7 separate regions of the Homo sapiens genome follow, and all the other regions are linked to region 1. Evidence: chromatin loops called from intact Hi-C (ENCODE). Cell type or tissue: heart left ventricle. All regions are shown on one strand. Links, peaks and the distances in the headings refer to the core of each region. The heading gives the core; the rest is flanking DNA.

Region 1 (4,535 bases), core at 247-4,246:
CCAGTTGTCCATGTACCTCATTCTTCTTGGATGTGGGACAAGAACTTGTGACTGGCCGAATGGTGGGACTAAAAGAGCTGTAACATAAACAGGGCTGAAACATGCCCCTCCACTCACCACACTGTGGGGGACAAGAAGGAAAGAAGAGCTGTGACCCTTAGGGCAGCCCAGACCTAGGGTTCTCCTGGCCAGGGCTGTGACACCATCTTTGGGACTCTGCAGTTCCTGGTGTCTCCAAGCTTCCGGGTACCATCACATTCCCCTCATCCAGACGCAAGTGCCTGCAGTGGATGCTGCATGCAGTGTATCTGGTCCAGCTGCAGCCTTGCACAGAGCAAGCACCTGTGCCAGTACCTGGAGCTGCCTGCCCTGCTGCAGCAACCAGCGCACCTGGCTGTGCACAGTGGCTGGACCTTGCACTCACTTGCTCACACACCCCTCACCATTCTGTGCCTGGCTTGCCCTTGGCAGGTGTGGGATCTGGGCCAGTAACGTGAGCTGAGCGCAGCCTGCCAGGGGAAGTGGGCAGGATGAGCCCAGTGGGCATGAGCAATACTCAGGCAGAAGGCACCACCAGCCACAAAGGTTTCTGACTGGCGAAGTGACACCCTAAGGATCCTGTGACAATACTATTTCTGCATCAACTGAGATGATTGTGGGACAAGAACTTGGGACCTGCTGAATGAAGTTTGGGACCCCCAACTTCATTCTGTTAATGTAGTGTATGACACTGACTGAATTTCATGTATGGAACCATCCTTGCCTTCTGGGAATAAATCCCCCACTTGTTGATGATGTATAATCCTTTTACTTTTTTAAATTTAATTTTTATTTAGTATTATTATTATTTTTGAGACAGAGTCTCGCTCTGTCTTCCAGGCTGGAGTACAGTGGCACGATCTCAGGTCACTGCAACCTCCGCCTCCCGGGGTCAAGTGATTCTCCTGCCTCAGCCTCCCGAGTAGTTGGGATTGCAGGTGCGTGCCCCCATGCCTGGTTAATTTTCGTATTTTTAGTAGTGACAGGTTTCACCATGTTGGCCAGGCTGGTCTCGAACTCCTGACCTCAAGTAATCTGCCTCCCTTAGCCTCCCAAAGTGCTGGGATTACAGGTGTGAGTCACTGTGCGCAGCCAGTATAACCCTTTTAATATACTGCTGAATTTAGTTTGCTAGTATTTTGTTGAGGACTTTTGCATCAATATTTATAAGAAATATTAGTCTATGGTTATCTTTTTCTGCTGTGTCTTTGTCTGGCTTTGGTATCAGGAATGCTGGCCTCATCTCATAATGAGTTAGGAAGTGTTCCCACCTCTTGAAATTTCTAGAAGTTTAAGAAGGATTGATGTCAATTCTTTAAATGTTTGGTAGAATTCACCACTGAAGCCATGTGGTCCAGGTTGGAGATTTTAGACCATTGGTTCAATCTCCTTACTAGCTATAGATCTATTAAGATTTTCTATTTCTTCATGATTCAGTCTTGGTAGGCTGTTTCTAATATCTTTTCATTTCATCTAGGTTATCCAATTGGTTTGCATACAATTGTTCGTAGCACTATTTTATAATCCTTTTCATTTCTGTATTTATTGGATCATTTTTCTTCCAACCAGTACATCTCATATTATTAAAGGACAGTCGTCTGCAGCCATGACTTACTGAGGGTTCCCTTGTGCTGCACCATGGGCTGTCGCCTGCTGCCATGCGTCCACGTGTGCAAGGCCACACCACGCCCGAACCCTGCTGGGCTTATGCTCTCAGCTACACTCTCCTTTCCACACACACACAGAGGACCCCAGGAATGATCAGATGTGGGGACTGGAAACAACCAGGGAGAGCACTGAACACAGTGTTTTCCACCATGTGCTTTGCAGCCTCTTAGAGAGCTGGAAAATCCATTTAAGTGGGTCACAGCCAGCATTCCAAAAACTGAAACAGAACAGAAATGATCTGAGCACACTGTAAGTATTGTTTTGTAAAACCTCTGCCTTAATTGCATTATAGGAGGCTTTTGTGTTGTGATATAAAATGTATTTCTTACTGTTCTTCATGGCAAGATACAGATTGAAGGCCTCCGAATGAAGCCAGTTATCCCTCATTTTAGATGGGGGGAAACTGAGGACAGAGGGCATATTCCTCTCTAGGCACCTCGGTCAGTCTGCGGTAAAGCAAGACTACTGCTGGGTATTCTGATTCTACCCAAGGGCTAACCTCCCAGTGAATGAATGTATTTTATGGCCTCAAATAGTTGGAAATCTATTTTTCCCCTGTTCCACAGTGAGAATTTCAAAGAAGAGGTGAAATTGATCTTTGGATATTCAGCAACACCTTTGCCTTCTGATAAAATCAATTTTCCCTGTTTTCTCCCTTTTTTCATGCAGCCTCTCCACCATCCTGATATTTTATCACTACCGTCCTTTCCACTCTAGATGGCAGTCACAGCCTGGATGTGAGGCCAGTACCCCTGGCTGTCAGAGACTGCACCTCCCCCTTTCTTCCTCCTGGGGAATCCATCATCAGACTTCTCAGATTCAAGATCCCCCAACTCTGCTCAATCTAGGGCACGTCCCTTAAGAGAAAAGACAAATCATCTAGGAAGGTCTGCTGGAAGAAAAGGAAGGGAATCCTTTCTATTTCTGGGACAATGCAATGGGCTAGCGGGGAAAAGCAATATGAGGTGCCTCTCCCAGCTTGGTGCTGGGGTTAGTGAGCAATCGGACTTCAAGAGGAATCAGCCTGGGAATGAGAAAGTTCCAGGCAGCAGGAAAATGTGGAACCACACAAGATCCAGGCAGGCATCATCCTGATTTCAGCACCAGTTGCCTCGTCTCACATGTGAGAAGAAGTCAGAGCTCAGAGGGGATTTTCTGTGACCTTCACCCAAGGTCACAGAGCTGCTGGGGCTTTGCCAAGAGCCAGACCCCAGCCTGGTGAGCCTCCCCAACAGGGGCCACCCAGAGTTATGATCATTAAGATAATTTTTAATCTTCTTCTCTTTTTTTTTTTCAGAACAAACCACACCAACTTTCAAGGACTAAGCAAAAAATAAACCAACAGATTTTACTATTAGATTATTAATGCTAATACCTTATATATTTAAAAGATTACTATAAATTTGTTGATAAAAATGTTCATACATTTTATTTAAAATTATTATTTTAGCCACCATAGAAACCATGTTCAAATGAATTACTCTGGGAGTCTATAGATGCCCAGAACATTACTGCCTTTAGCATCAGTTTACATGATCAGAGGATGTTTTGTAATTGCAAAGGTAATACATGAATACATTCTTACCATAAAAGTTTTACTGCACAGATCAGTGTTCCTTTGTCCTTACTTCCTTCCCAGGCACAGCTGTCAGTTTGCTGTGGGTCCTTCCTGACCTTTCTCTACAGATCAGTTTGTAACTCGGACGTCAGTCTCACTAATTGAGTCGTGCTTGCCTTTGCACCAAAATTGTATCATTTGGTTTGATCACCCATATAATGAACAAGACTTAACTCTAAATGGATTTTGGCTGGTACCAAAAATCAAATCTATCCCCAAGAGCAAAACTATTTGCTCTTTGCAAAGGAAGATTTGCCATTGTGGAGAAGCTTTTAAAAAATTTCCCTTGATTAAAAAAACAAACAAACAAATAAAAACAACCCAGTCAGGTGCAGTGGCTCAGGCCTGTAATCCTAGCACTTTGGGAGGCTGAAGTGGGAAGATCGTTTGAGGCAAGGAGTTCAAGACCAGCCTGGGCAACACAGTGAGATCTTGTCTCTACAAAAAATTTAAAAATTAGCCAGGCATGGTTGCGCGTGCCTATAGTCACAGCTACGCAGGAGGCTGAGGCAGGGGGATCAGTTGAGCCTAAATGTTCGAGGCTGCAGTGAGTTATGATCATGCCACTATACTCCAGCCTGCGCAACAAAGTGAGATCTTGTCACTTAAAAATAACCCCAAAACCTGAAGGTAATTCCCAAACATTCTGAGCAGTGCCAACATCAGTAGAAGGACTATTTGAGACACTGTCACTTTAAAGATAAGCATTGACTCTTCCAAAGCTCTGCCCACTGTGGTTCAGGTGGGAATCTGCGTGCAGCTGGGGTCCAGCATCCTTATGCAGTTTCTGCCGGGCCGCTTGGCCTCCTGTTTCCCTTAATTGAAGGGAGATGTTCTCATTTTGAGGTGATGTGAAATTGTCTATCCTCTAATGCTTCAATTAGACATAGCAAAGGGCAAAACCTTTCAAATGACCACCTGGGCAGCCTGATAATTGGAAGTCCTTGCTCACTCAGACAGACATGCTGCGGCCAACCCGCCGGACCCTAAGCTCTTGGAAATGCAGTTTCCGTGAAATGCAGTAACGGAGAGCTGTCACTGGACAACCGACAAACACACACATCTGGTCTGTGGTGCAGCAGGGTCTGCCTTGCCTGCAGGGAAACGGTCCCCTGCGGTTCATCCCCACAATGATGCCAGAGGAAGCCTGTGGCTCTTTTCTTTAGTCTGGAGTGTCAGAGGCAGACCGAGTACAACTGCATCAGTAAGC
Region 2 (4,511 bases), core at 512-4,511, 510 kb after region 1:
GCAGCAGGGCGGTGAGCAGACAGCCTTCCAAAACAGGAGAGTGTGGCAAACGCACCGGAGCCACTGGGCGGTCAGTCACACTCCTGCAGGCCACGCGAGGCTGTCCGGGTGCTGGGGATGCGGGTGAGCAGGGCCAGCCAGGTGTCCTGTCATGCAGAGCTCACATTCCACGGGAGGGAGAGCAAACAAGCAGGAACACATGCGGCAGACATGAGGGCCATATCACAATGGACAGTGTGATGTGCGGAGGAGGAGTTTGCCTTGGATGGGGCAGGAGAGCCTCTCTAAGAAGCAGAGCTGGCCACACCAAAGCCTGGGGAAGAACCTGAGACATGAGCACCGAGCTGGCTGGAAGAGCAGGGAGGCCACTCAGCTGGAGCTCAGGGAGGACGGCAGTGGCCGGGGTTGAGGACCTCTAGACCACAGGGAGGAATCTGGGCTTTATGCCACGTGCAAGCGACTGTCCTCACATATGAGCAGTTACCTCTTTCAAAAGGTAACTCTGTCTTCTGTGGAGAGAAAGCTCTGGAGCTAAGAGCAAGCAGGTGGTCTGGTGAGGAGACGACTGCAGTGGCCTTAGAGATGACTGAGCTCAGGCTGCTGTGGCCACCGCTGAGACGGACGGATGAGGATTTGTTAGAGGCACAATTTAGAGGGAACAACATGAGGGCTTGAGGGTGAGGAAATGGGTTGGTAGAATGAGGAAAGCAAGGCGAAGCCCGTGAGGCAGGGAGGGAAATCAGAAGTTTGAGCCGCCTACATGATAATCAAATGGAAACATCTGGCTGGACCCAAGAGTCAGGAGCTCAGAAGAGAGGTGGAGACTCAATACATCAATGTGGGAAGGGATGGGAAAGAACAGAGACAGATTTCCGATAGAAGCCTTGCTAAAGCCAAGCTTCTGCTGCAACCTTCCCTGGGCACTGCTCTTTCACGTTGGCAGCTGTCTTGAAGGCAGCGTAGTCTGCATTTGCTTTAGGAGTGGCGACCGGTTGCACAAATCATTTGTTCATATCCACGTGCTCTTAAAATGCCAAGCATCATGTTTCCAAATCATGGAGGCACAGGACAAACTGCAGATCCCTAAAAGTCACTTTTAAAGAAGAGTCACCTTTGGCCAGGCATGGTGGCTCATGCCTGTAATCCCAGCACTTTGTGAGGCAAAGGCGGGCAGATCACCTGAGGTCAGGAGTTGAAGGCCAGCCTGGCCAACATGGCGAAATCCCGTCTCTACTAAAAACACAAAAATTAGCTGGCATAGCAGTGGGCGCCTGTAATCCCAGCTACTCGGGAGGCTCAGACAGGAGAATCATTTGAATCCCAGGTGGAGGTCATAGTGAGCCGAGATTGTGCCACTGCACTCCAGCCTGGGTGACAGAGGTAGACTCTGTCTCAAAATAAATAAATAAATAAGAGTCACCTTTACAGTTTTATCATTTAACCCTGTTTTTTGACCTTCTGAGTATAAACTGAAAGGCAAAGTAACAGTTGCACAGAATTGAAACTATTATGACTGCTAGAAACTGACCTTGGCAAACACTTAAGACCATGGCAAACAGTCTTAAAAAGCAATAGCATGGTTTTAAAATGTTTAAGGCTGACTGTTGAAAAATAAGTACAAATTCAAGCATGAGGTCATCTCATATTTGATGCACAAAATCTAGAACAGAAGTCAAGCAGTATCAGTAAAAGTACCACCTGTTTAACTTGTGAAAAAAATGTTTTTACAAATTTGATTTCTAAGCAAAAATTACTTGGCAAAAGTAAAGTGAAGTGGAAGAAGAAAAAAGGGATCTGTTTTTCTATCAAGCTCACAATCATTGCTCTTAAACTGTAATTAGTTTAAGTCCTCCGGCCAGCTTTCTACAAGCCCTGAGGTCTTTCCACTCCACATAATATCCAATTGTGATCATCCCTGAGCTACTACACAATCTGGGATTTTGTTGCTTCAAAGTCAAAGGCAATGAGCTGGGGGTCACAAAGCTTCATCAGGAGACTCTCTAATAATGGAGAGAAGGGCAATAAATAACTACGTTCCTCCCGGGTAAAACTGTGTCACCACCTTGACCTCAAGCCTACCACAGACTGCTCTCGGGGCCTGCTGTTTCCCTCCCTGTATCCTGCTGGAACCTACCCCATCTGTACCAGCTTCTGCAGCAGTTGTTCTGTCTAGCTTTACATAGAGTATGTGAGCTCAGAGGAGAGGTAAAGACTCAAGATAACAACGTGGGAACCTCCTTCACTGTGTTTGCACAGACTATGAAGACTTCCCCTCAGTAAAATAACCAGCTGCTTGAAAAGTAAGTTGTCCTTTCTACTCTGGGCAACTGGCTAAACGACAGAGGAACAGAGAAGGAATTTCTGAGGAGAAAGGAAACTGTGTGATGGAGGATAAAAATCACAGAACAGACCCAGAAGCTGGAAAATACTTAACAGAATAAAGTGATATTCTAATTTCTGTATGACAGCATAGAAAAAGACAAGCTCACTGAAAAATTTCTGGATATACCACATTAAAATATATTCCATATTTATTCAGAATATCATAATCAATGCAAACACAGAACTCTCTTCTCACCTGTAAAAGTTAAGTACAATACTATGGGCTAGATACATAATATTTCAGTCGAGTCTTCAGTATTAGCTTGTAAAAACAAAATCTACAATTATAGATATCCATCATACAAAATATATATACAAAAGCATAATTGTAGTGTAGAAAGATAAAGTTAACAAAATACAACTTATGTAATTTACTTTACACAAAAATGTATTCTAGTTAATTTTTTCCAAGAGCTTCACCAATTAGTCGAATAGCAATACTCTTGCCTTCATCTGTTTGAATGACAAGCAAAGCTTCAAATTTGCCTGCGGACTTCGGTTTGAACTGCACGGGCATGTTGATGTAATGCTGGGCTCTGGAAAGAGAGAGGCACATGACAGCAGCATGTCATGACAGCACCCGTGACCCTGTCCCAGGCAGCACAGTGCCTGGCTCAGGTGTTGAGGAAAGAGCTCGGTCAAGCCACATTCAGCTTAAATGTATTTATGATTTCTTGGATGCTATTATTTAATGAGAAAATAACACAAAGGAGAGAAAAACGTAAAATTGGATTAAAACAGTATTGCATACGTATGTATTCCTGGCTATCCAGTAACTATTAATATATAAAAAGGAAAATAAGAGGTCTAAACTATCATACATACAGCTTTGTATACTGCCTGCAAAAACTATCTACCTAAGAAAGGGTTCGGGAACACCCTAAATGCCCGTTTTACTCAGTCCAGACAGCATATTGCACTGGAAAGATTAAAACAACTTGTCCCAACCCTATCATTAATGGGCTGTGCAGTTTTTGCTCTAAAATTCATATGATCCTTTTTTTTTTGAGACGGAGTTTCACTCTTGTAGCCCAGGCTGGGGTGTAATGGCATGATCTTGACTCACTGCAACTTCTACCTCCCAGATTCAAGCAATTCTCCTGCCTCAGCCTCCTGAGTAGCTGGGATTACAGGCGCCCATCACCGCACCCAGCTAATTTTTGTATTTTTAGTAGAGGCGGGGTTTCACCATGTCGGCCAGGCTAATCTCAAACTCCTGGCCTAAAGTGATCCACCCGCCTTGGCTTCCCAAAGTGCTAGGATTACAGGCATGAGCCACCATGCCCGGCCGGAAACTTTCATCAAAAATATTCTAGAAACTTTACTTTCAGATTACAGTATATAGAGGCAGGTAACAAGTGCCCTATGGTTAAAAACAGTATTCTAGGGGGTTTGTTTTTGTCCCTAAAACTATGTCCTAAGAGCTTCAAAATACACCTCAAAATATGCAATTTAACAAGTTATTCACAGTGTGAATGAGGCTACAAACACATTACACACAGCCCATGTGATGTCATCAACGTCTAGGCTTAGGCGTTTTTAAGTGAAAGTTCTGAGCTCACAGGGAAGGTACTTCACCCCTTAGTCTCGTCTCAGAGCTGTGTGTTTTAAAGACTGGCAACCAGAAGTGATGTACGTTTCGGTTTCCAGCATCTGTCCTGAAAATCCCAGCAGTGTCGCTCTTGGGTGCACAAGAGTACACCGGGCATGAGGTTTAGAAAACAGCTTCAGTATTTCAAAGCCCTTTTCCTGGATATAACTGATAACACAAATAGTGTATGTTCTTAAATATATCTATATAGAGCAAAGGTGTGTATGTGTATCTCTATATGTTTTTATTTAAAGTCTGGGTTATTTTCCCCAAATGCATTACATTTGTTTTACCATGTCAAAGATAATGTACTTTTTAAAAAAAATCTAACCTGGCCCATGGCATTAGCTACAATTTTCTCTTGCATGTTGGTGGTCAATACTTGGATAAATATAGTACCATTTGCCTATTTAAGAGGCTTTATAACTTATGAATTAGTAAAAATAATAAAATAGCCCCAAAAAAATCTCTGGAAGAACTCATTATTAATAAATTTCATCACAGAATATAGAATTGTTCTATATTAACCTGAAAATTT
Region 3 (4,535 bases), core at 293-4,292, 410 kb after region 1:
GGAAAAGAAAAGAAGCAAATCAAAATTATCTAATTCTAGCTAATTAAAAAATTTTGGGGGAAAAACAAAAATCATGCTAGTTCATGCGGCTATGGGCACACAGCAACCATTCCTGTGCCTGGGCAGAGCTAAGGAGTCCTGCTTGCTTTAAAGAGCTTCTAGCTGCCCTGACTGGCGACGAGGTGTCCCTCCAGGTAGGTGACCCAAGAACGCTGTACTCTCGGATGCGCCTTCCCCCAGTGCCGCCCACCCACCATGCGTCCCTGTCGTCCTGAAAACCTCTGCCTCATCGGGAAACCTTCTCCTTTTCCAATTAAAAAAAAAAAAAAAAAAGTTTAAACAAGCAAATGCCCTCTCCGCCACGATAGCGATTTAACCTAAACCGAACCCACTGTCTTCCACCGGTGTACTCACAGGGCGCGCCCCCAGGCCCACCCGGGGCGGCGCACCGGGAAGGGGTCCCGAGGAAGCTTCCTAAAGGCTGTGCAGGGCAGACCCCTTCACAAAGGCAAGTGCCGGGCCGGGCTGGGTGCTTGTCGCTTCCTGTTTATTCCAAGGTGAGGGGCAGAGAGAAATTCAACACACGCCTGCTTCCTCCGGGGCTCGGAGACCCAGCCTAAGTGCAACAGCAGCAGCCCCAGACAATCGACTTCCCAGCCAATGCCGGGAGCTCCGGGCGGTCCCGCGACCGACGTCAACGCGCGCGGGGGGACCCGGGGGGACGCCGGGTGAAGCGGGCCCGAGGGGCCGGGGCCGGGGAGCGCGCGGTGCAGGATGCGGGACTGAGGGGCTGCGGGGCTTGGCCCGCCCCCTCCTTCCCGCAAACTCCCCGGTCAGGTCCTGCAGGATCTTCCCGCTTCCCGCTGACCTCCAGTCCCTGCCCGCCACGGCTCGCCGAGGCCTAGGGGCGCGGAGACAGTTGGGGCTGCCATCCGCGCGCCCATCCTGGCCTCCGGGCGGTGCAGAATTCAGTCTTGCAACCGCGGGACACCCTGCGCCCCAGGGCACCAGGAAACAGAAAACGGGGTGGGGGTCGGCGAAGTCCCTCCACCGGCGTAACCCCGCCCGCGGGCCAGCCCCGGATCCCCGCCGTGCCCACCGGCAAGCCCACCCGGACCAAGCCTCACAGACCTCGCGCGCTCGGCGCCCAGCTTCTCCCTCCGGCCCCAGCCGACGGCGCAGGCTCGCGGACGTCCAGTTCCCAAAGCGTCCGGTTCCCGAGTCCCCCGCCACCCCTCCCTCCGGAGCGCAGCGGTGAACTTGGGCCAGAAGCCCCGACCACTGCGGCCACCTCGGGTCCGCACTCACCTGGGCCGCCCCCCCGGAGCGGAGGCGGGGACTGCCCGCAGTGCGGCTCCGCGGCCACCGGCCCTGCTGGCCAGGGGGAGGGGCGCTGTGCGGGGCGCGGCAGGGGGCGCGCGGCGGGCCGGCGGGGAGCGCGGCGCGCCGGGGTTCTTTAAGAGCTGAGGACCTCACCCCCGGGCCTCCCCCGCGCTCCCCGCCCTGCTTCCACTTTCCCAGGCACCCGCAGCCTGTCTGGCTGCAGCGGCGGCAGCGGCTCAGTGGCTTGCAGGGGATCCCCGGCCGGCCGCGGCGGCGCGCGGAGCGGGCAGGGCCAACGCACTCGCCTGCTAATCCCGCCGGGCCCGGTCCGCAGCCTCAGCGCGGGGAGAGAGGGGACGCGGCGCTGCGGCCGCCGGGGAGGTGTCCCGCCTCCAGTCGCCGGAGGGGGGAGTGTCCCGCCTCCCGCCGCCGTCGCCGCCGTCTGTCTCCAGCCGTGACTGCGCGCCGCGGCTGTGTCTGTCTCCAACTCCTCCAGTCTCTCCTCCTCCTTCCCACTCCGCGGTGGGGACCCGGCGCGCGGCCAGGCCGCGGGTACCGGGGCCGCCGTGGCGGGGGCTCAGGGGTCCCCGGCTCACAGGCTGCGCCGACCCCTGCGGGGGGCGGGCCCGGAGGCCGGGGGTGGGCAGTGGGGGAGGCGCGCGGGCGCCGAGGCCGCGGGACCCGGGGCCGCACTCCCGCCCAGGGCTCGGGCCCGCGTGGCGCGCGCCCACCGCCGGCCGCACGGGGAACTCCAAGCCGAGCGCAGAGTACGCTGCAGGGGCGCCCGGAGGAGCCGGCTCGCTGCCCGCAGGCCGGGGGCGGTTTCGGGAGGCTGGGGGCGCGTTCCAGCACAGAGTACCTCGCGGGCTGCGTGTGCACCACGGGCCGCGGGACCTCGGGCAGCCGCCTAGAGACGTGCAGTCGGGCGGCAGGACACTTAGTAGGACGGAGCAGTGCTCGGCGAGCCTTGAGGAGCTTGAGGCGCCCCCGGACCCCACCTGGTCGCCCCCTTAGTATCCTGCCCTCTTTAAAGGAAATGGCTCCTGCCTAGAAGGTCAGATGGATTCTTCGCGCTGTGACCCTTTCTCCTTGAAGGACCTACACCTCCTGTGAAGACCATTTCGGACTTGACCTCCACCTGAGTGCAGACTTTGTTCAGAAGTACACGCATTGCCTCCAGCCACCCCTACCATGTTTGATGGGGGATTGGTTACTGCCAGAGCATATGAGCATTTTAACCCAATTTTATTGCAGTCACCAAAATTAGTTCGCCTCTGCCAAAATTAACCCCCCTGCAGACATATCAAAATACTACACTAAGCAGGGGTTTCAGGCTGGGTTTAAGATAGATGCAGCTGATTAAAGGAGTGAACATTTTCAACTGTCCCCACACACCCCCCAAAAAGTTGTCCAGTTCATATTTCCGTAATGTCAGAGAAATGAATCTTTTGAAACCTACGTTTTGTCTAATTTGTCAGTGACTTTTTAGTTAGTGAAATGTTGGCTGAATTCAGTTTCCCTTAAGCCCTCAGCTCTCAGCTATGGTGGTAATTGCCGCTAGCCTTTGATCAGTGCTCATATGTGATGTAATAATAACTACCATTCATGGAGCGCTTCTGTGCTAAGCGCTTTACATGGATTGTCTGATTGAGTCCTCACAATAACTGGGAGCTATTACTTCTCCATTTTACACATGACGAAGTTGAGGCTAGAAGGATTTAGTAATTTGTCCTCAGACCACAAAGAGATGGTTTTACATCCCTAACTAGCTGCATAGAAAGCTGGGAGCTGAACCAGCATGCCATACTGCCACCTACCTACAGCAGCGCTGACAGTTCTTCAGCTCAGCCCGCAAACCAGCCAGCATCTGCCCTGTGCCCGGCAATGAGCCCGCTCCAGCTGGGAATGCCCAGGTCCTGGTCTAACTGAGAAGCTTGTAGCAGGGGAACTTTGAACCTGGCTGCCTGGGTAAACTTTTTTAAATGAGCAATAAGCTGATAAGTGCTTCACACAGGTTATCCTAATCTGACAAGCATATACTTAGTTTATATTTAATGTCCACAAATGCAAAACTCACATGCTTTGGGGTTGGAGAAACTGTGCTCTTGCCCTCTTTAGGTAGAAAAAGAAATGACTTTTTCCATCTAAACGCCCCATGGACAATGAAGAAGAAAAGTTTTTCCAAAACCACAAAGCAATGCCTTCTATTTCACTTGCACATAATTTCTCTGTGTCTAACTTAACCGCCTTAAATTGAGGGCTGAATTTTAAAATCATAATCTCAATTTCTACCATTTGTGATGAATCTCAATCTCGTGTTGCCCTTTCTTATCTTATTTATAACTAGAAACTGCTGCGGCTCTGTATTTCTATCTCTAGAAAATATGGGAGGAACCTGTCCCTGTGTTTTCTTTTTTTTGTTTTGTTTTGTTTTGTTTTTTGAGGCGGAGTCTCGCTCTGTCGCCCAAGCTGGAGTGCAATGGCGTGATCTCGGCTCACTGCAAACCCCGCCTCCCAGGTTCATGCCATTCTCCTGCCTCAGCCTCCCGAGTAGCTGGGACTACAGGTGCCCGCCACCACGCCCAACTAATTTTTTGTATTTTTAATAGAGACGGGGTTTCACCGTGTCAGCCAGGATGGTCTCGATCTCCTGACCTCGTGATCCGCCCGCCTTGGCCTCCCAAAGTGCTGGGATTACAGGCGTGAGCCACCGTGCCCGGCCTGTCCCTGTGTTTCCTACTCAGTCCTCCCTGTATTTGTTTTCCACTTCAGCTATTCCCTCCCACACCCTTCCAGACACACACACTCTCCCTATAGCAATGCTAAGAGTTCGAGGTACTTAGATGTAAGTTTGCTCTCTGTAAAATGCAACATGATTCTACATCGGCTTCATCCTGACCATTCGCTCATTCCAAGGGCCCAGACTGAAGCGCAGCAGAGCGGAGACTTTGTTTTGCTCCGTTGGTGGAGAACTTGGACCCCAGTACACAGAATAGTGCCTGACACAAGGGGCTCAAAGGGTTTTTTGGAATGAATGGTACCTTAGTATTGGGATAGATGAGTAAACAATATTGAGATAAATATTACTAAAATTGGGTGGAAATCAACTGAAATTGGTTTCAAAGAGTGAGAGGTGAAAAAGATTATTTTTCACTGTCAATCCTTGCAGCCTGTCTCATGTCAATTATACCCTGGCCATACTTAGTCCATAG
Region 4 (4,000 bases), core at 1-4,000, 520 kb after region 1:
AAGGGCTCTAATTTCTTCCAAATGCATTATTGGCTCCCATTAAAAAATAAATGACTAAATTTATATTAAATTCAGCAGATATTTAACATATATTGTCCTTCCAGGCATCCTCCTCAAGAACTTAATTAGACCTAATTACTAGTTAATTAAGGATTATAAGAAATATTTTCATAAGGTAGAATACTAAATAATATTCTCATTAAAGCTATATATGCGGCTGGTATAAGTTTTACATTTTAAAGCTTTTTAAGAATCTACTTTCATATGCTGCTTATGGGAACATAAAATGGTACAACTATTTAGGGAAAACTATTTGGCAGTTTATTTTAAAGTTCAACACATGGTTATCATGTGACCTCGCAATTGTGGGTAAAAGTAGGTATTTTTACTAAAAAGTAACGAAAATGTATGTCATCTTTAGAAATGCACATACAGTAATATTCATAGCACCTTAATTAATAATCATTCCAAATTATAAGACATCCAAAAGTCAACAGGAAAATGAATAAACTGTGATACGTTCATTTAATGGAATACTAAACAATAAAAAGGAATGAACTATAGGTACATTCAATAACATGAATGGATTTTTAAAAATAGTATGTTGAGAAAAAGAAGCCAGACACAAAGAATATATACATACATATGTATATATATGAAGTTCAAGCAAAATGAATCTATGATGACAGAAATCAGAACAGGACAAATCTTGACTGCAAAGGGACACGTAAGAACTTTCTGGGCGAGAGGAATATTCTGTATCTTGGTTGGAGTGCTGGTAACACATGTGAACTCAGGTAAAGTCATCGAGCATTTTACTGACTCTATTCCTCAATAAAGTACTGGGAAAAAACTCATAAGAATGACAAAAACAACATACTCAGGTATGCGAGCAGAAGCCTCTGACACAGCTTGTCTTCGGGGCTTAACTAAATGATCTATTTTAATGAGGGAATCCGTGGAAAGGCATGCGTTTTCAGGCTCATTTTCTGCTTCGATGCTCTATACAGAAAAATCACAGGGTAACGGAGAAGAAATAAAAACTAAGAAAATATATGGACATTTACTTATTTGAATTCTATCATTTCCTTTAAAAATTTTTAAAAGGCAATTTAAGATTTTTAAATCCCCTAAATTGCAAGCTCTGTACTCTGTCCTGCCTGGTTCCTCTCTCTCATGTGCCCATGTGCATACATGATGCACACGCACAGAGTTTCTTATATAACTAAGTCAAACATGGGTTTCATGGGCTGTATGAACAATACAGCCAAATCCAGTCCTCAAACATGCCAATTAATAAAGACAAACAAGAAAATTAAGATTATGGGGCTATATTCTGCATTTTCAGGCCAACTTTTCTTATTAATTTCCCTTTCTGTTTTTAAAATACATACAATAATTTACTTAAATTCAGTGTACTACTCACTTGTCCAGAGAGTTGGAATCTCAACGTGTGTTTCATGTGAGGCTCCTTAAGAGGGTGACATTCAACATCCCAAAACTGGGCATAATCCCCCCTACCTCTGGGCAAAAATGTGATGGAGACCTACGAAATACATACAGAAGAGAAATTTAGACACTGATCATTAAACACAGTGTTAGCTAGATCACCAGTTCAAAGATTTGGTATGAAAAAAATTAAAGGAACAAATGCTTTTGCACTGGCTAGTTTTGCCATTAATTGAAAGAATTTGGACAATTTCATTTCTAGCGGGTTACTATACCAGATCCAAAACACATTTTTGCTTAAGGCTTTATATAACATATTTCTTAAAATGTACAATAAATGCTTTACTGTGGGGGGAAATGTTATCAGAAAGCACTAAAGCTGTGAAGCACAACACCTACACGAGGAAGGTCCAACCACAGACCCGCAATTGTCTTCCCTTGTGTGCTTATGGAACCCTCTGCTGGCCAAGCAGTACCAGGACAAGGGCCTCACAGCGGCCAGGAGCTGTAGAGGACTGACAACAGTGAGGGGGGCGGCGGCTACAGGAGGCAGAACAAGACAAGCGCCAGACGCTCCACAGTGGCAGCTCGCATTATGATTAGCTTCCAAATGTCAGTCAGCCAGTGACCCTGGGCACATAGCTCAGTGATAAACACCCTGCATGTGTACAACCTGTAAAAAGCTCAATCATGAGAAAACTGTAATGTTTAAAAACAGCATTTTATAACAATTACCAATATTAAGAGCCTTAGCTTTATCAAATAATTTAGTGTTGATAATACTGATCACTTAACAATGAATCAGTTAACAATGAATCAGGTTAACAACAAATCAGTATTCCTGAGTCTGGACTTAAACATTAAAACACATAGGTGGCCTAATTTCTGCCCACGCAGAACCTTAAACATAATAACCCAGCCAGCCTGAGCTCAAGGCTTTTGAGAGCCTGGAGGCAAAAGCAGGACTGGTCAGGGAGAGGAGAGCATCTGACTAGAGAATTACACCACCAGGGGCTTGGACACTAAGAAGATGAAGGAAGGAAAGGGTGAAAAACAAAGGAATGGGTAAAAACCACCACTGGGGACTACGGGACTATAAAATCCTAACTATACCCCTTCAAATACCAAAAACACAACATAACACAGGAGGGGAAAACTAGTATTACTGCATGTTACACCCTAGGCACATACTGGGAACTTTAACATTCAGTATCTCAGCTAATCCCCTGGAAAGCAGGCTCTACTTTCTCTCTATAGATCTGCCTGTCCTAGACATTTCACATAGATAGAATCACACATCTGTGGGCTTCTGTGACTGGCTTCTTTCACTTAGCATAATGTTTTCAAGGTTCACCCATCTGGATATAGCATGTAGCAGTAACTCCATTCCTTTTCACTGCCAAATAATATTTCATTTTACAGATATACCAGATTTTGTTTATCGACCCATCAGACATTTGGGTGATTCCCACTTTTTTGTCTATTGTGAATAACACTGCTGTGAACACTTGTGAACAAGTTTTTGTTTGAAAATCTGCTTCAACTTTTCTAGTGTATATCCAGAAGTGGAACTGCTGGGTCATGCAGTAATTCTATGTTTGGCTTATTGAGAAACTGCCAAATTATTTTCCATAGCGGCTGTACCATTTCACATACCCTCCAGCAATGCATCAGGGTTCCAATTTCCCCACATCCTCACCAACACCTGTTATTTTCTGTTTTTTTAAAACTCACAGCCATCTTAGTGGGTATTAAGTGATACTTCATTTCTCGTTTTGATTGCATTTTGCTAATGACTAGGAATTCTAAGCATCTTCTCACATGTTTATTGACCACTTGTATGTTTTCTTTGGGAAAATGTCTATTCAAATCCTCTGCTCACTTAAAAAATTGGGCCATTTCTTTTTACTGGGTTGTAAGAGTTCTTTACGTATTCTGGATACAAGTCCTTTGTCAAATACATCATTTGCAAATTTTTGTCCCTATTCTCTGTCTTTCATTGTCTTGATGGTGTTGTTTGAAGCACAGATCTTTTTGATTTTGATAATTCACCTATTTTCTCTTTTGTGGCTTGTGCTTTACTGGTGTCAAATCTAAGAAACCAATGCTTAACCTAAGGTCATGAAGATTTATTCCTATGTTGTCTTTTAGAGGTTTTATAGCTTTAGGTCTAATGTTTATGGTCTATGGTTGATTTTCGGTGAATCTCTGTATATGGTACTAGGTAAGTGTGATGGTTAATATTAGGTGTCAACTCAGGCCGGGCACGGTGGCTCACGCCTGCAATCCCAGCACTTTGGGAGGCCAAGGCAGGTGGATCACAAGGTCAGGAGATCGAGACCATCCTGGCTAACATGGTGAAACCCCCATCTCTACTAAAAATACAAAAAATTAGCCAGGCGTGGTGGTGGGCACCTGTAGTCCCAGCTACTCGGGAGGCTGAGACAGGAGAATCACTTGAACCCAGGAGGCAGAGGTTGCAGTGAGACGAGATTGAACCACTGCACTCCAGCCTGGGCAACAGAGTAAGACTCCATCTCAAAACAACAAC
Region 5 (4,535 bases), core at 243-4,242, 170 kb before region 1:
ATGCTCCTTCTCCTTCCAGGGGAGAGTAGCTCACGATGCAGGATGGCCAATGGGTTCTCTCTACAGGGCTTTTAATCTCTACTGAAGGCTACAAGGACTTGGAGGCCTAGGAGACCTAGGATCCAGTTTCCAACCATCTGTGTACAGCCAAGAGAGGAGTGGACATCAAGGCAGCTGGACTCTAAGTGGCTGGGAGAGTTTGAGCTCGAGTGTTGTAAGACCATGTTGCATACACACATCCTGAGCAGGCCATGGAGGTCCAGGACTCCTCGTGATGCATTTATCATCCCAAGAAGATGAGCTCTGCAGAAGCATCTCCTGAAGTGCAGTCTATACACCACCTGCATAAGAGTTACCTAAGGGGCTTGTGACAAATACATATGCCAGAGCACCCACAGGCTAGCCCAGAACCTCAGAAGGAAGAGGCCTAGGAATGTCAGCTTTTAATGATCTGTTCTTAGGTACACTACAGTGTGAGAATATATATTGAGTACCTGCTAGATGCCAGCTAAGTATCTTCTAATATATAAAAGGAAGGTATGATTATCCCCATTTTTAGATGGAGAAGCTGAGGTTTGGTGGGATTCAGTAATGCCCAAGGTCACATGGCTAGAAAGTGGTGGTCCCAGGATTCTACAAAACCCGCTCCAAAGCGGCATGTGAAAAAACAAGCAATTTTTAATAAAGAAAAATTCAAATGAGATGCACTGGGAATCTAAACTTTGGACCTAGCTTTTCTCCTTCAATTCTTTTCAGTTTCTGCTACTCTGAACAACCTATTTTTGTTTTATTTTATTTATTTATTTTTTTTATTTATTTATTTATTTATTTATTTATTTATTTATTTATTGAGACGGAGTTTCACTCTTTGTTGCCCAGGCTGGAGTGCAGTGGCGCAATCTCGGCTCACTGGAACCTCCGCCTCCCGGTTTCCAGCAATTCTCCTGCCTCAGCCTCCCAAGTAGCTGGGATAACAGGTGTGCACCACTACACCAGGCTAATTTTTTGTATTTTTAGTAGAGACGGGGTTTCACCATGTTGGTCAGGCTGGTCTCAAACTCCTGACCTCAGGTGATCTGCCCACCTTGGCCTCTCAAAAGGTTGGGATTACAGGCTTGAGCCACTGCGCTTGGCCTGAACAATCTCTTTTTAAATGGAATGTCACATATCTCGAAGAAGTTAAGGGCAGCAACCTCCATGTATATAAATAGTTCTTGTCTGGTGGATGGAAGTTAAAATGGCATGCCCTTCTCCAGTTGAACTTGTAAGTCTTCTGTGGAGTAAAAGACTATGGCTACATCAGTTCAATAATGTAGCATCTTGACATGAATTTCTATTTTCAGAAAATAGAGATTAAGGAGAGGCTATTTCCAGAGTGAATAAGAATGGAGTAATATTTAGAAAATGTTTCCTAATATTAAAACCTCCTCATCTTGGGAATAATTTCAGAATACCTGTTTCATAGACGTTCTACAAGAAGTCGCAGGTAGCCATGAGTTAAGACACTTTCTATAACTGCCTTTCTCCATGAATGTGTCGATTTCAGCGCTCACTGGGCTCCCGTGCACAGCTAGGGGCTGGGTTTCCCGAGGGGCGCAAACGTCAGGGAGACCTGCTTTGTCCTCAGGCCGTTTACAGCGAAACGAAGCAGAAAGAGAGAAGCCCAGAATGAAAATCACATAACCCAGAATGTAGCAAAAGAGAAGTAAGAATGACTACAGGATTCGGAGAGGGAAACCAGCCCACGTCTAACGTACTGGGCAAAATCTCAGCATAAGGCGGGGTTCTGCTCAAAAGGCGCAACTGAAGAGGCAGGGACTATCCAGAGCGGAGGCGGAGCGCGCTGAGGCCGCAGAAACCGGCCTCAGCGGGAAGCATTCCCGTCCCGACACCTGCGGGCCCGGGGGCGCTAGCGCTCCACCAGAACCAAGGCTGCACCAGCGCAGGGAGTGGCCACGGGCAGCACCCAGCCTCTCTCCGGCTGCCTCCGCATCGCCTGCCGGGGCCTCCAGCGGGGACCCAGCTGGAAGGGGCTCCAGGCGACGCCTCCCGGTATCTGAACTGGACAGAGCAGAGAGTACTGCATCTAGCCCAGCCGTGGCCCGCCCTGCATGGCCAGCGAAGGTGAAGGCTGCGCAAAAAACTGCACAAAACCAGGCAACACCAGAACCTGCCCCCAGAGAGGAGGTTTGCAGACTGAGTAGGAAATAGCTAGTTAAAGAAAATAGAAAGGTGACTCTCAGACTAAGTAAACAGCATGACTGAAGGCAGGGAAGTGCGAGGCTCCTGTTCCTAGATGGTGAGGAGTGACTTTAGGGAGGGAGAGCCCACCAATCCTTAGGAACCTGCAATCTGACCCACTGTGCACACAGGCAATCAGTACACAGGGCCAGGACTAGGGCCAGGCAAATGAGAAACTCACCCCAGGCACAAAATGTAAGAGAATGCCCAAAACCTCCATAATCGAGATAAATAATACTGTAATCCAATATTTTTTAAAAATCAAAATTAATGTAAAAAGTTCATGATGAACATAATATCAAAATTTGAAATGAAGACAGTATCAACATTACTGATTTTTCCTGTGTAATGTGCATGTTAGCATGGCAAAGTGACTGCAGTGCGGCGGGCCGACTGGGAGAGTTGCACCCAGAGTGGACACCAACTCTAAGCTGCTTTCATAGCGTACATCTGCACTGCCAGCAGAGTAGCTGGCAGCTGCATGTGGTCATTTAGCACCTGAAATGCAGCAATTGAGACGCTAAATTCTTAATTTTATTTCACCTTAATTAACTTAAATTTTAACATTGATACTCAATTCAGTGATTGGAAAACGTATGTATGGTTGGAACAACTTGAGTATGTGAATTCATTTTTTACAATTGTAGATGTTATGAAATCTAAATAAAGATCGAGCATTTTCTTTGAGAATTTAGCATTCAAATTGTATGTGCTGTAAAACACACACTGGATTTTAAAGCCTTGGAATGAATAAAAGAATGTGACATATCTCAATAATAATTCTTATATTGAATACATGTTAAAAGTATACTATTTTTGGATATATTGGGATAAATAAAATACATTCCTAAATTCACCTGACTCTTCTTATTTTTTTTTTAATTAAAAAAAAAAGAGATGAGGTCTCAGTATGTTGCCAGGCTGGTGTGAAACTCCTGAACTCAAGTGATCTTCCCACCTCAGCATCCGAAAGTGCTGGGATTACAGGCATGAGCCACCGCGCCTGGCCTCTTTTTACTTTTTAAAGGTGGCTGCTAGAAAATGTTCAATGGTGAATGTGGCTTGCGTTCTATTTCTATTTGCACCTCTGGGCTCGGTGAATGAGTGCGGCCTGGATGAGACAATGGTGGAGGGGATGCCAAGTGGGGCAGATGCAAAACAGTGAAGCAGCGTTGTGAGACCATGACGGCCTTAGGTCGGGGCTCCCTAGACGCAGAGCCTGGGATGGGGTTGCTCAGGTGAGTGCCTGAAGAGGGAGGTTCTCATCAGAACTCCCTGTGGGAGTGAGAGGAGCAGGCGAGCATGCAAGGCAGCTCAGCACCCCTGTGGTTTGGGAGAAGTCTAGCCTCCATCCGCTTCAGGGAAGACCTGGAGCAGGTCTGCTGCACCACAGAGGTTGTGCTGTGCGAGGCGAGCAGCCTGGGCTGCAGTGCCTTCCACATGGGTCAGTTATGGCTGCAGACCACTGCAGGGTGAGGGAAAATGCAGTCTCCTAGGCGTGGTCCCCGAAGGCAGCTCCCTGGGGGATGGGTGCAGTAGCCATTAAAGGCGGCACAGGGGTCTCCTACAGTGACCAGTTGGGTGTGGGCTCAGTGAAGGAATGATACTCTGTATTCTGCCCTGGCAACTGGGAAGATCCTGGCTCCACTCACCTGAAGAGGAATTGCAGGAAGAAGAGCAGGTTCAGCATAAAAGAGAAGGGCTGCGATTGACCATGTGAAGTTGAAGTTGCCTGAAAGCCAGAACGTGGGGATGTCTGGAAGGCCGTGGACATAGAGGTCTCAGCAGAGACGAAAGATGGAAAGAAAGAGTCATCAGCAGGGCAGTGTCCCCTGAAGCCAAAGGTATGAACAACGGGAACTCTGGAAGAGCCACCGAGAAACAGAGCAGAGGACCAGGCCAGCACCTCCAGGAGCCTGGCAGCCACTGTGTGTGAAGAAGGCAGGTGAGAGAACAGAGGAGGACGAGAAGGTGCCCCGCAGAAGCCAAGGGAGGAGGGAAGCTCCCACAGACAGATGCCCCTGAAAAGCTCAAGCAAGGCGCAGCAGAGAAGCCGCTTGCGGTTTGGAGGCGAGGAGCTTCTGCATCACTGCAGCGGCTGCCCTTCCTCTCTTCCTTTTTAATTTTAGTTTTTGTGGGTACATGGTAGGTGTATACATTTATAGGGTACATGAGATGTTTTGATACAGGCATGCAACATGAAATAAGCACAGTTTGTAGAATGGGGAATCCATCACCTCAAGCATTTATCTTTGAGCTACAAACAATACAATTACACTCTTTAAGGTTTTTTG
Region 6 (4,535 bases), core at 233-4,232, 73 kb after region 1:
CTCCTTGTTGCTAGGTAGTAACGCCCAACCCTGTTGATTATGCAACGGCAGACCAACATCTTGGTTTGAAGATAGGCACTTCTTGGTCAGGGGCAGCAAAGTGCTGTCTGGATACAAGCAGAGGCTGTGTACCAGCTGTGCTGTCTTTGAACTGGAAGAGGCATCAGAGATCTCCCGCCAACTCCTCCATGGGCAACTGAGTCCAGGAGAGGGGCAGTGATTTAGCGAATGTCCTGGAAAAGTCATTTGCAGAGCTGCTGTCTGAACCCAGTTTTCTGACTCTCAGGGAGTGTGATGTTGGTCTCTAGACAGAAGAAATAACAAATAGCTTACATGTATATATATACATATATAAAATGTACATACATACATATGTACACAGATATACTTGCATTTCTATATGTATATATACATGTAAGCTATTTGTCATATATATGTGTACATGTGTATATGTACATACATACACATATATATGATACATACCCATATAAATTCACACACCTACTTAGAAATTTCAATTCTAGACAAATAGAGACTAATAATCCTGTTGCATTTTTTTAGCATATTGGGCCTTATATGTAACTAACAAATTATACAAATAACTTGGCTGAAGTGTCCAGACCTTTTCCATGAATGCCATTTCAAGGCAGGTTCCCTCTTCCAGGTCTCTGGGATTTATCTCATTTGTTTGTTTGTTGGTGAGGGGCTGAGTCACAGAAGCAGCTTCAGAAACCCCACAAGGAAGCAGCCATGCAGATGCTGTGCTGATCACCCACTAAAGTGTCCCTTTGTCACTAATCAGTCAAAAATTATTTATTGAGGAAAAATGAAAGTAGGGACTCCCTCTTTCCTTAAAGAGACAGTGACACCTTTACAGATACCAAAGATCAGTGGTGATCCATCGAGACTCCCTGCTTACTTTTATCTAATGCTGGTCTTGCAGCCAGTGGGGTACTACATTCTGGGGTGCTGCCGGTGGCACGTCTAGTGACAGTAACAGTACTTCAGTGCCTGCGAGTCGCATTAGCTGGGGAGCTGGTGTGCTTCCCACTTCTGTGATTGCCCTAGTGCACAGGGTGGCCCCCGATGACTTGCTCTTGTAGAGGGGCAGGGGGAGGGCTGGGTGGGAGAATTCAAGGTTATGTAATGCTTACTGTTGATCACCTATTAACAGAAAGCAATGGTGGCAGAGGTTCTCTTTGGGTGTTCATATTTTATATTTTTCTTACTGTTTTATATTTTTCATACTTTTTAAAATTTTTCTTAGTTACACTGGCTAATAGCAAAATTATTTTGCATTTCTGAGTAAACAGTAACTCCTATGGAAGATTACCCAGAAACACATGAAGTCCTCGTGGGACTCGTTCAGCTAGCTGATAAACATTTACGACTGAGCCATACATGTGCCGATCCTACTAGGAATAAAAATTTGCTACCCATATCCCAGCAAGTGCTGCCAATTCTTCGGGTTACAGCTACATAGATATAGCTCTTCCTCTATTACTGCTTTAATGCTTTATGAGTAAGCTGGGATGTCTGTAGCCAGGTGGGTCTAGAACAATGTTTTCCAGGAATGCTCTTCACCACGTGGCCTGGGCAACCTGCCCCTGCTGGCCAGAGAAGTCGGGTACGAATAGGGGAACTGAGGTAGGCAAGTGGTGCTTCTGCATGCCCCTGTGGCCTGGGCGGATCCCCAGGGATGTGTCTTCAGAACCCATCATGTCTTGTTTTCTTCTGCCAGAGTGACACCTACTGGGAACTATGGAGGAATGCAGCCCACTCCTCCGATACAGTCCCACTCAATATTCACCCTGGTCTATTTTTGCACAAGGGTAAGAATTTCAACCAGCTTGGATAAACACACAAGTTGTGTGACATGAAGATAAATTTGGCAATGGTTGCTTAGAAACTGACAACAGTGCAATCAATAGGCAGTTTCCCAGAGCGCCCTACTCCAACACCTTTTAAAGTGCCAATCAAAGTTTGCAAAACCATTCATTATATTTCAATATGTGGAATTTTTTTGTACCTTGAAAAAATGATTAGATTTTGTTCCTGTTTAACAACTTACTTCTAATTCAAATTCAAAGTGAAAATAATGAGATTGGGCATCAAGAATTTGGACATACTGGTGTCTGGTATCGAGGTTCTTCAGCTACTCAATGCACGTGATGATGGTGATGATCATGATGGTAACAACAGACAATAACACATATATTACAATGCCACATACTAAGTGTTTTACAATTCTTAGCTCACTTCTTAACAATTTCTCGTCTCCCTATAAAAAGCTTTGTCTAGGCCGGCTGTGGTGGCTCACGCCTGTAATCACAGTACTTTGGGAGGCCAAGGTAGGCAGATCATGAGGTCAGGAGATCGAGACCATTCTGGCTAACACGGTGAAACCCCATCTCTACTAAAAATATAAAAAATTAGCCGGGTGTGGTAGCGCATGCCTGTAGTCCCAGCTACTTGGGAGGCTGAGGCAGGAGAATGGCGTGAACCTGGGAGGCGGAGCTTGCAGTGAGCCAAGACCGCATCACTGCGCCCCAGCTTGGGCGAAAGAGCGAGACTCAATCTCAAAAAAAAAAGGCTTTGTCTAAAGAAACCATCCTTAGGCACTAGTGTTTGAGAAGGTCAAGTTTAGGTTAGGATCATGTTCAAAGTGAAGACAAAGTCTAGTTTTTTGCTTATTTTCTTTTGAGACAGGATCTCACTCTGTCACCCAGGCTGGAGCACAGTGTTGTGATCATAGCTCACTGTAAGCTTGAACTCCTGGGCTCAAGTGATCCTCCTGGCTCAGCCTCCTGGGCAGCTAGGACTATGGGCATGTGCCATGATGCCTGACTAATTTTTTTTTTTTAATTTTGTAAAGATAGGGTTTGCGGTGTTGGCTAGGCTGGTCTCAAACTCCTGGGCTCAAGTGATCCTCCTGCCTTGGCATCCCAAAGTGTTGGGATTACAGGTGTGTGCCACTGAGCCTGGCCGTGCTTATTATCTCCTTAAGCCAGATGAAAGTGCTGTAACGTCCAAGCTTGGTTTTCATCACCATGCATTGCTAATATCTATTAATCACCCTTTATAAAGCATTAATCACCCTTTAAAGGGTGGTTCTCTTTAGACGGGGGAAAAGAGCAACTTGACAGTGAGGAAACCTAATACACCTCAGTCAGGTGATCAAGGTCACCATCAGCAGTTATAAATCACGTTTAAACTACATACCCTTGATATGATGCACAAGGACAAGGACAACCAGTGACAACCACTCCCCATCATGGCCTTTTCCAAACATATTCCCGTGTATCCCATTAGCAAGTCTTTGTTTACCCATGGACACTCCCTTTCCCTCAAATACATCATCCTCAAAAGACCAGGCTTAAGTACTCCCTGTTCTGTGAAGCTTTCCTTGTTCTCTAAGGCAGAAGTTATTTCTCTCTCCTTGGTCTATGTGGTTATTTGATCTGGGCTCATGATTTTTCTTTATAAAAGCCTCTCTGGATTCGGGCATAGCCAAGCACCAAGCCTCACTCTCCCTGTGCACCCACCTTAAACCTCACCCATGAATTTCACACAATTAAAGAGACTTAGATATACTGCAGGTAATCATGTGTCTTCACTGGATGGTAAGGCTCTTGAAAGCAGAGTTTATAGCAATCCAATTTCTGTCAACTCAGAAGTACTTGTTCCAGCAAGGCCCTAGGGCCTCCTGATAACATGTAGAAATGACAATGACCAGTCACAAGAAGGTAAGCTCTGTTCACCAAAAAAAGTTCCCCACTCTCCTAGAAACAACAATGCAATAGACTCAGAAATTCCAAGTACTTAATACATAGCTTAACTGAAATCAAGTTTCCAGACACGATGAACTCTAGAAAATAACATACACTGAAGCTGTAGAAGATGAGTTTTATTTATCCAATTTATGAGTTCACAAATCATAAATCTCAGTGACTCCGAGTAGTTTGGGCAGGAATGCATTCCAAAACTACCATCTGGGTCATGCTAGATGGAGAATAAATCTAATGCTTACCACAGATTCACATTCTCTCTATAATAAGCTGCAAGGAAGACACCAATGAAGCTATTAAAAATAAGGTAAGAATAATTCACACAAACTGCTTTCCCGCCTTCTTAGAAAATAATACAACTCCCAAACAAGCTCTAAGTAATAATCCAAGAAGTCCCAATTATTCCTCATCTATACCTTAATTATTATATACTTTATAAACTTCTTTCCATCTGCAGTTCTGTGTCTTTGACTAATTACAGTGAGTTTCTCTGAGACACACCTGGCTTTACTTAATGAGATAGACCATGTAATTTTTCAACTCAAAAACCAACTGATCACATTGCTTTGCACCCTAGGGTAGCAACTGCTATATGCCTTATAGGGCTAAATAACAAATAATAGACACTTATAGTTTGCATTTTCTAGCCCATTTTACAATGAAAACAGTGATCTGAAAATCAACAATTTATCTAATATTGAATTCCATAGGTAAGAGAACATAAGCTCTTTAATCAAAAGTAAACCA
Region 7 (4,535 bases), core at 327-4,326, 420 kb after region 1:
CCCCTCCCTGGGATCCTGTGGACCCCGCTGCTCCAGGACCCACCAACCTCATTCACTTCCTTTGGGATCAGGTTGAAAATCACACAGGATGGAAAGAGAAGTGTTCTGCAGGCAACTTCTGCTCTCAGCCTGGCTGCAGAGCTCTCTCCTTGGGCAAAAGCCACAGCACCTGCTCTCTCCTTAGGGGCCAGGGAGTGAAGACAAAGGGAAAACACAGCAAGAAAGAAAGAAATGTGTGACCTCAAAGACAATCCATCCAGACATATTTGTGTGTGGTATCTACACATTACATCGCTGAAAAATGATGAAGCGTTTCCTGAGCTGTGATACATGTACTGTCAGATCTCTTACAAATATTACAGTACCTAAAGTTTCCCCAGCCCTGCGCACACCTCCCGCATCTCAGTCTGTACAGCCACAGCTCTATCTGTCCTGTTGCCAAGGTGGCCCCCAAGTCCCCTGCACCCCACAGAGCATCCCAGGGTAGCTGAGTCTTCCCTGAGCTCTGGGTCTCTGAGGCTGCAGTGATGGCTGCTGGTTTGAGGTGGCCTCTGAGGCCTCCCTTCTGAATTCTCCATTTCTCTCTGACACATGGTTCAGTCAGCTGTCTACTGGGGTATAAATTGCCAGCAAGTTAAGTGTTGAGCAAGGTACCCGGCCCAAAAGGTAAATAAATAAATGTTTATTTACTTTTCAATAAATATTAGCTTCCTTCAGTCCTTTTCACTGCCTTACAAGCAAGGACAAGCTCTGGTGAGTTTATACTGTGTCAGCTGAGCCGTGCGGGTCCCATGCTTCCCAGAATTCCTTCCCTGCAAGGTTCCAGGTCCAGTTGGCCGCAGAGAAAGTTGTGTGAGATTTGGAAGGAGGAAGGCAAGTCGCCGTTTGCAGCGTCTTGTGGGGTTCCAGGTGCTGTGAAGCCCTCACACCTCCTTTACCTGAGGTCCCCTTGTCCCCACTGGGCCTCCCCCCGAAGCATCCCCAGTCCCGGGTGAGGAATGTGAGAAGGGCACCTGTGGAGAAGGGCACCCTCCTCGTCCTCAGGTCACCAGTATCCCTGAGGTTGAAGGAGTGTGAGACGGCCCAGGCTGCCCTGTCCTCAAGGGCTCCAGGTGTCCCCGTGAGTGTGGTTTGTCCTCACTCTGCCTGCGGGCCTGCCAGTCCCAGAGCCATGGCCTCCCACGGCTTCTCACCAGCCACAGCGGCCCATCATAAATCCCTGGTCCCAGGCTGCTTTCAGAGGCTCTGCTTTTTCATCAAACACTGACGGAGGCAGGATTGTGTGCCTCTGCATCTCCCTGTCCCGCTGGTGAGGGGTCGTTTGTAGAGAACATAGCAATGTGGCTTTCCTTACCGGAACGTGCTCCATAAGAAAAGGGCGAATTCCTTGAAAAGGTCCCTTACGGAAGAAGATACTTAAGTAGCCAACAAGCATGGGAAGAGGTACTCGCTCGGTTTGCACTGAACTCACGAAATAGCACACCCACTAGAATGGCTGAGGTTGGAAACAGTGACAATTGTAAACATTCACCAGGGTAAGGAGTCAGTAGAACCTGCATCCCAGCAATTCTCCTCCTGCGAGGGCACAAGAGGACTGAGGGCAGATGTCCAACAAATGGCACCCACGAGGAGCTTCATGCTGGCTTGCTCAAACGCAAGAGAAAAAAACTGGAAATAACCCGAATGTCCATCAGGGAAAAAAGATAAATAAATTTTGGTACACCCGTGTAATGGAAGATTACAGAGTAGTTTAAAAACCGTGAAACTAATGAGCAGTGATATTGAGCTTTTTAAAATATGTTTGTTGGCCACATGTGTTTTCTTTTGAGAAGTGTCTGCTCGTGTCCTTTGCCCACTTTTTAATTGGATTATTTATTTTTTTCTTGTAAATTTGCCACTATCCTCAGCAAACTAACACGGGAACAGAAAACCAAACACCTCATGTTCTCACTTATACGTGGGAGCTGAACAATGAGAACACATGGACACAGGGAGGGGAACAACACACACACTGGGGCCTGTCAGGGGAGAGCGGGTGGCGGTGGTGGGAAGAGCATCAGGTTAAATAGCTAATGCATGCCGGGCTTAATACCTAGGTGATGGGTTGATGGGTGGAGCAAACCATCATGGCACACATTTACCTATGTAACAAACCTGCACGTCCTGCACATGGACCCCGGAAATTAAAATAAAATAAAATTTTTTTAAACCCATGAAACTGCTGGCACACACAACATGGATAAATGCCACAAAAACTTATTTGAATGACAGAATTCAGGCTCAAAAGAATAGTAACATATGGTTTTATTTGTGTGATGTTCCAAAACAGGAGAAGCTAACCGATGATGATAGAAGTTAGATCCATGGTCACTCAGGATGGTAGTGGGTGGGAAGGGGCAAGAGAGCCCTTGGGGGAGAGGGAAATGATCTGTCTTCATCTAGTGTGGTTGCAGGGGTATATGCATATGTAAAAATTCATTAGCTTTATGCTAGTGAATTCATTAGCTGTGTGTAAACGTCATACACATTTATATTATAACACCACATTTTTAAGGTTTTGCAAAAAGGGAACTCTTGGATGTGGGAGGACTTTGTAAGGCGGGGTCACTCAGCAGCAGAGCCAGCTCTCTCAGGCGGGGAAAAGCAGAGAGGCAGTCTGCCCACTGGATTAGACTCCCCAGACACCTCGCAGGCCTCCTCCCTCCACAGGAAAGGGCTCAGCTCACTCCCCTGGGCTGAATGAAGTGCCGCTGAGGAGTGCCTGAAGCTCATTGCCTGCAGACACTCACGCTGCACTGAGGCTTTAAACAGCTCATTTCCACTCCATTCCTTGACACGCCTTTGGAAGCTGCCTTTGGCATTCTTTTTTTTTTTTTTTAATTATACTTTAAGTTCTAGGGTACATGTGCACAAAACGCAGGTTTGTTACATATGTATACATGTGCCACGTTGGTGTGCTGCACCAGTTAACTCATTATTTACATTAGGTATATCTCCTTATGCTATCCCTCCCCACTCCTCCTCCCCCACGACAGGCCCCGGTGTGTGATGTTCCCCACCCTGTGTCCAAGTGTTCTCATTGTTCAGTTCCCACCTATGAGTGAGAACATGCAGTGTTTGGTTTTCTGTCCTTGCGATAGTTTGCTCAGAATGATGCTTTCCAGTTTCATTCATGTCCCTACAAAGGACATGAACTCATCATTTTTTATGGCTGCATAGTATTCCATGGTGTATATGTGCCACATTTTCTTCATCCAGTCTATCATTGATGGACATTTGGGTTTGTTCCAAGTCTTTGCTATTGTGAATAGTGCCGCTATAAATATACATGTGCATGTGTCTTTATAGCAGCATGATTTATAATCCTTTGGGTATATGCCCAGTAATGGGATTGCTGAGTCAAATGGTATTTCTAGTTCTAGATCCTTGAGGAATTGCCACACTGTCTTCCACAATGGTAGTTCAACCATTTACACTCCCACCAACAGTGTAAAAGCATTCCTATTTCTCCACATCCTCTCCAGCACCTGTTGTTTCCCGACTTTTTAATGATCGCCATTCTAACTGGTGTGAGATGGTATCTCATTGTGGTTTTGATTTGCATTTCTCTGATGGCCAGTGATGATGAGCATTTTTTTCATGTGTCTGTTGGCTGCATAAGTGTCTTCTTTTGAGAAGTGTCTGTTCATATCCTTTGCCCACTTGTTGATGGGGTTGTTTGTTTCTTTCTTGTAAATTTGTTTAAGTTCTTTGTAGATTCTACATATTAGCCCTTTGTCAGATGGGTAGATTGTAAAAATTTTCTCCCATTCTGTAGGTTGCCTGTTCACTCTGATGGTAGTTTCTTTTGCTGTGCTGAAGCTCTTTAGTTAATTAGATCCCATTTGTCAATTTTGCCTTTTGTTGCCATTGCTTTTGGTGTTTTAGTTATGAAGTCCTTGCCCATGCCTATGTCCTGAATGGTATTGCCTAGGTTTTCTTCTAGGGTTTTTATGGTTTTAGGTCTAACATTTAAGTATTTAATCCATCTTGAATTAATTTTTGTATAAGATGTAAGGAAGGGATCCAGTTTCAGCCTTCTACATATGGCTAGCCAGTTTTCCTAGCACCATTTATTAAATAGGAAATCCTTTCCCCATTTCTTGTTTTTGTCAGGTTTGTCAAAGGCTCTATTCTGTTCCATTGGTCTATATCTCTGTTTTGGTACCATTACCATGCTGTTTTGGTTACTATAGCCTTGTAGTATAATTTGAAGCCGGGTAGCATGATGCTTCCAGCTTTGCTCTTTTGGCTTAGGATTGTCTTGGCAATGTGGGCTCTTTTTTGGTTCCATATGAACTTTAAAGTAGTTTTTTCCAATTCTGTGAAGAAAGTCATTGGTAGCTTGATGGGGATGGCATTGAATCTCTAAATTACCTTGGGCATTATGGCCATTTTCACAGTATTGATTCTTCCTATCCATGAGCATGGAATGTTCTTCCATTTGTTTGTGTCCTCTTTTATTTCATTGAGCAGTGGTTTGTAGTTCTCCTTGA

What was found. A loop is a pair of places that touch in the nucleus more often than their neighbours do. Peaks named below come from ENCODE experiments on the same cell type or tissue, not always from the same donor. Only the 100,000 strongest peaks of a DNase experiment are listed, where the experiment ranks them.
Region 2: it touches region 1 in a loop (2.6-fold over the local background); 24 of 110 quality-filtered maps call a loop at or near these places.
Region 3: it touches region 1 in a loop (11-fold over the local background); 80 of 110 quality-filtered maps call a loop at or near these places.
Region 4: a loop joins it to region 1, with 5 times the contacts of the local background. A loop is called at or near these places in 21 of 110 quality-filtered maps.
Region 5: a loop joins it to region 1, with 2.5 times the contacts of the local background. A loop is called at or near these places in 6 of 110 quality-filtered maps.
Region 6: it touches region 1 in a loop (8-fold over the local background); 70 of 110 quality-filtered maps call a loop at or near these places.
Region 7: a loop joins it to region 1, with 5 times the contacts of the local background. A loop is called at or near these places in 81 of 110 quality-filtered maps.

The regions. Positions count from the first base shown.
Region 1 is chr18:13,628,244-13,632,778 of GRCh38, reverse strand. The region is part of intron 5 of LDLRAD4 (low density lipoprotein receptor class A domain containing 4); the gene reads right to left. Among named protein-coding and RNA genes, the nearest start is that of MIR4526, 19 kb to the right of the region's middle. In heart left ventricle, for the core only: a CTCF peak has its summit at 2,425 (motif pointing right); no DNase peak of the experiment used is centred there; H3K27ac peaks cover 348 bases.
Region 2 is chr18:13,123,039-13,127,549 of GRCh38, reverse strand. It overlaps CEP192 (centrosomal protein 192), which reads right to left. Exons shown (of 45, transcript NM_032142.4): 45 at 2,514-2,918. The coding sequence ends at 2,780. Among named protein-coding and RNA genes, the nearest start is that of LDLRAD4, 93 kb to the left of the region's middle. In heart left ventricle, for the core only: no CTCF peak of the experiment used is centred there; no DNase peak of the experiment used is centred there.
Region 3 is chr18:13,214,868-13,219,402 of GRCh38, reverse strand. It overlaps LDLRAD4 (low density lipoprotein receptor class A domain containing 4), which reads right to left and starts at 643. Exons shown (of 7, transcript NM_001378100.1): 1 at 415-643. LOC124904255 (a long non-coding RNA gene) reads left to right here and starts at 2,131. Exons shown (of 2, transcript XR_007066300.1): 1 at 2,131-3,291. RefSeq lists silencers at 1,483-1,852, 1,973-2,022, 2,103-2,152. In heart left ventricle, for the core only: CTCF peaks have their summits at 2,113 and 3,141; DNase peaks (open chromatin) are centred at 632, 1,682, 2,072, 3,182 and 1 weaker place; H3K4me3 peaks cover 2,523 bases; H3K27ac peaks cover 2,507 bases.
Region 4 is chr18:13,111,132-13,115,131 of GRCh38, reverse strand. It overlaps CEP192 (centrosomal protein 192), which reads right to left. Exons shown (of 45, transcript NM_032142.4): 41 at 1,427-1,546; 42 at 881-1,002. Among named protein-coding and RNA genes, the nearest start is that of LDLRAD4, 110 kb to the left of the region's middle. In heart left ventricle, for the core only: a CTCF peak has its summit at 1,902 (motif pointing left); a DNase peak (open chromatin) is centred at 1,981; H3K27ac peaks cover 548 bases.
Region 5 is chr18:13,798,518-13,803,052 of GRCh38, reverse strand. No RefSeq gene overlaps it. Among named protein-coding and RNA genes, the nearest start is that of MC5R, 23 kb to the left of the region's middle. In heart left ventricle, for the core only: a CTCF peak has its summit at 1,905; a DNase peak (open chromatin) is centred at 1,912; H3K4me3 peaks cover 673 bases.
Region 6 is chr18:13,555,465-13,559,999 of GRCh38, reverse strand. All of the region lies in intron 4 of LDLRAD4 (low density lipoprotein receptor class A domain containing 4), which reads right to left. Among named protein-coding and RNA genes, the nearest start is that of MIR4526, 53 kb to the left of the region's middle. RefSeq lists an enhancer at 1,479-1,578. In heart left ventricle, for the core only: CTCF peaks have their summits at 1,563 (motif pointing left) and 1,762 (motif pointing left); no DNase peak of the experiment used is centred there.
Region 7 is chr18:13,209,853-13,214,387 of GRCh38, reverse strand. The region is part of intron 1 of LOC124904255 (a long non-coding RNA gene); the gene reads left to right. Among named protein-coding and RNA genes, the nearest start is that of LDLRAD4, 6.6 kb to the left of the region's middle. In heart left ventricle, for the core only: no CTCF peak of the experiment used is centred there; a DNase peak (open chromatin) is centred at 2,667.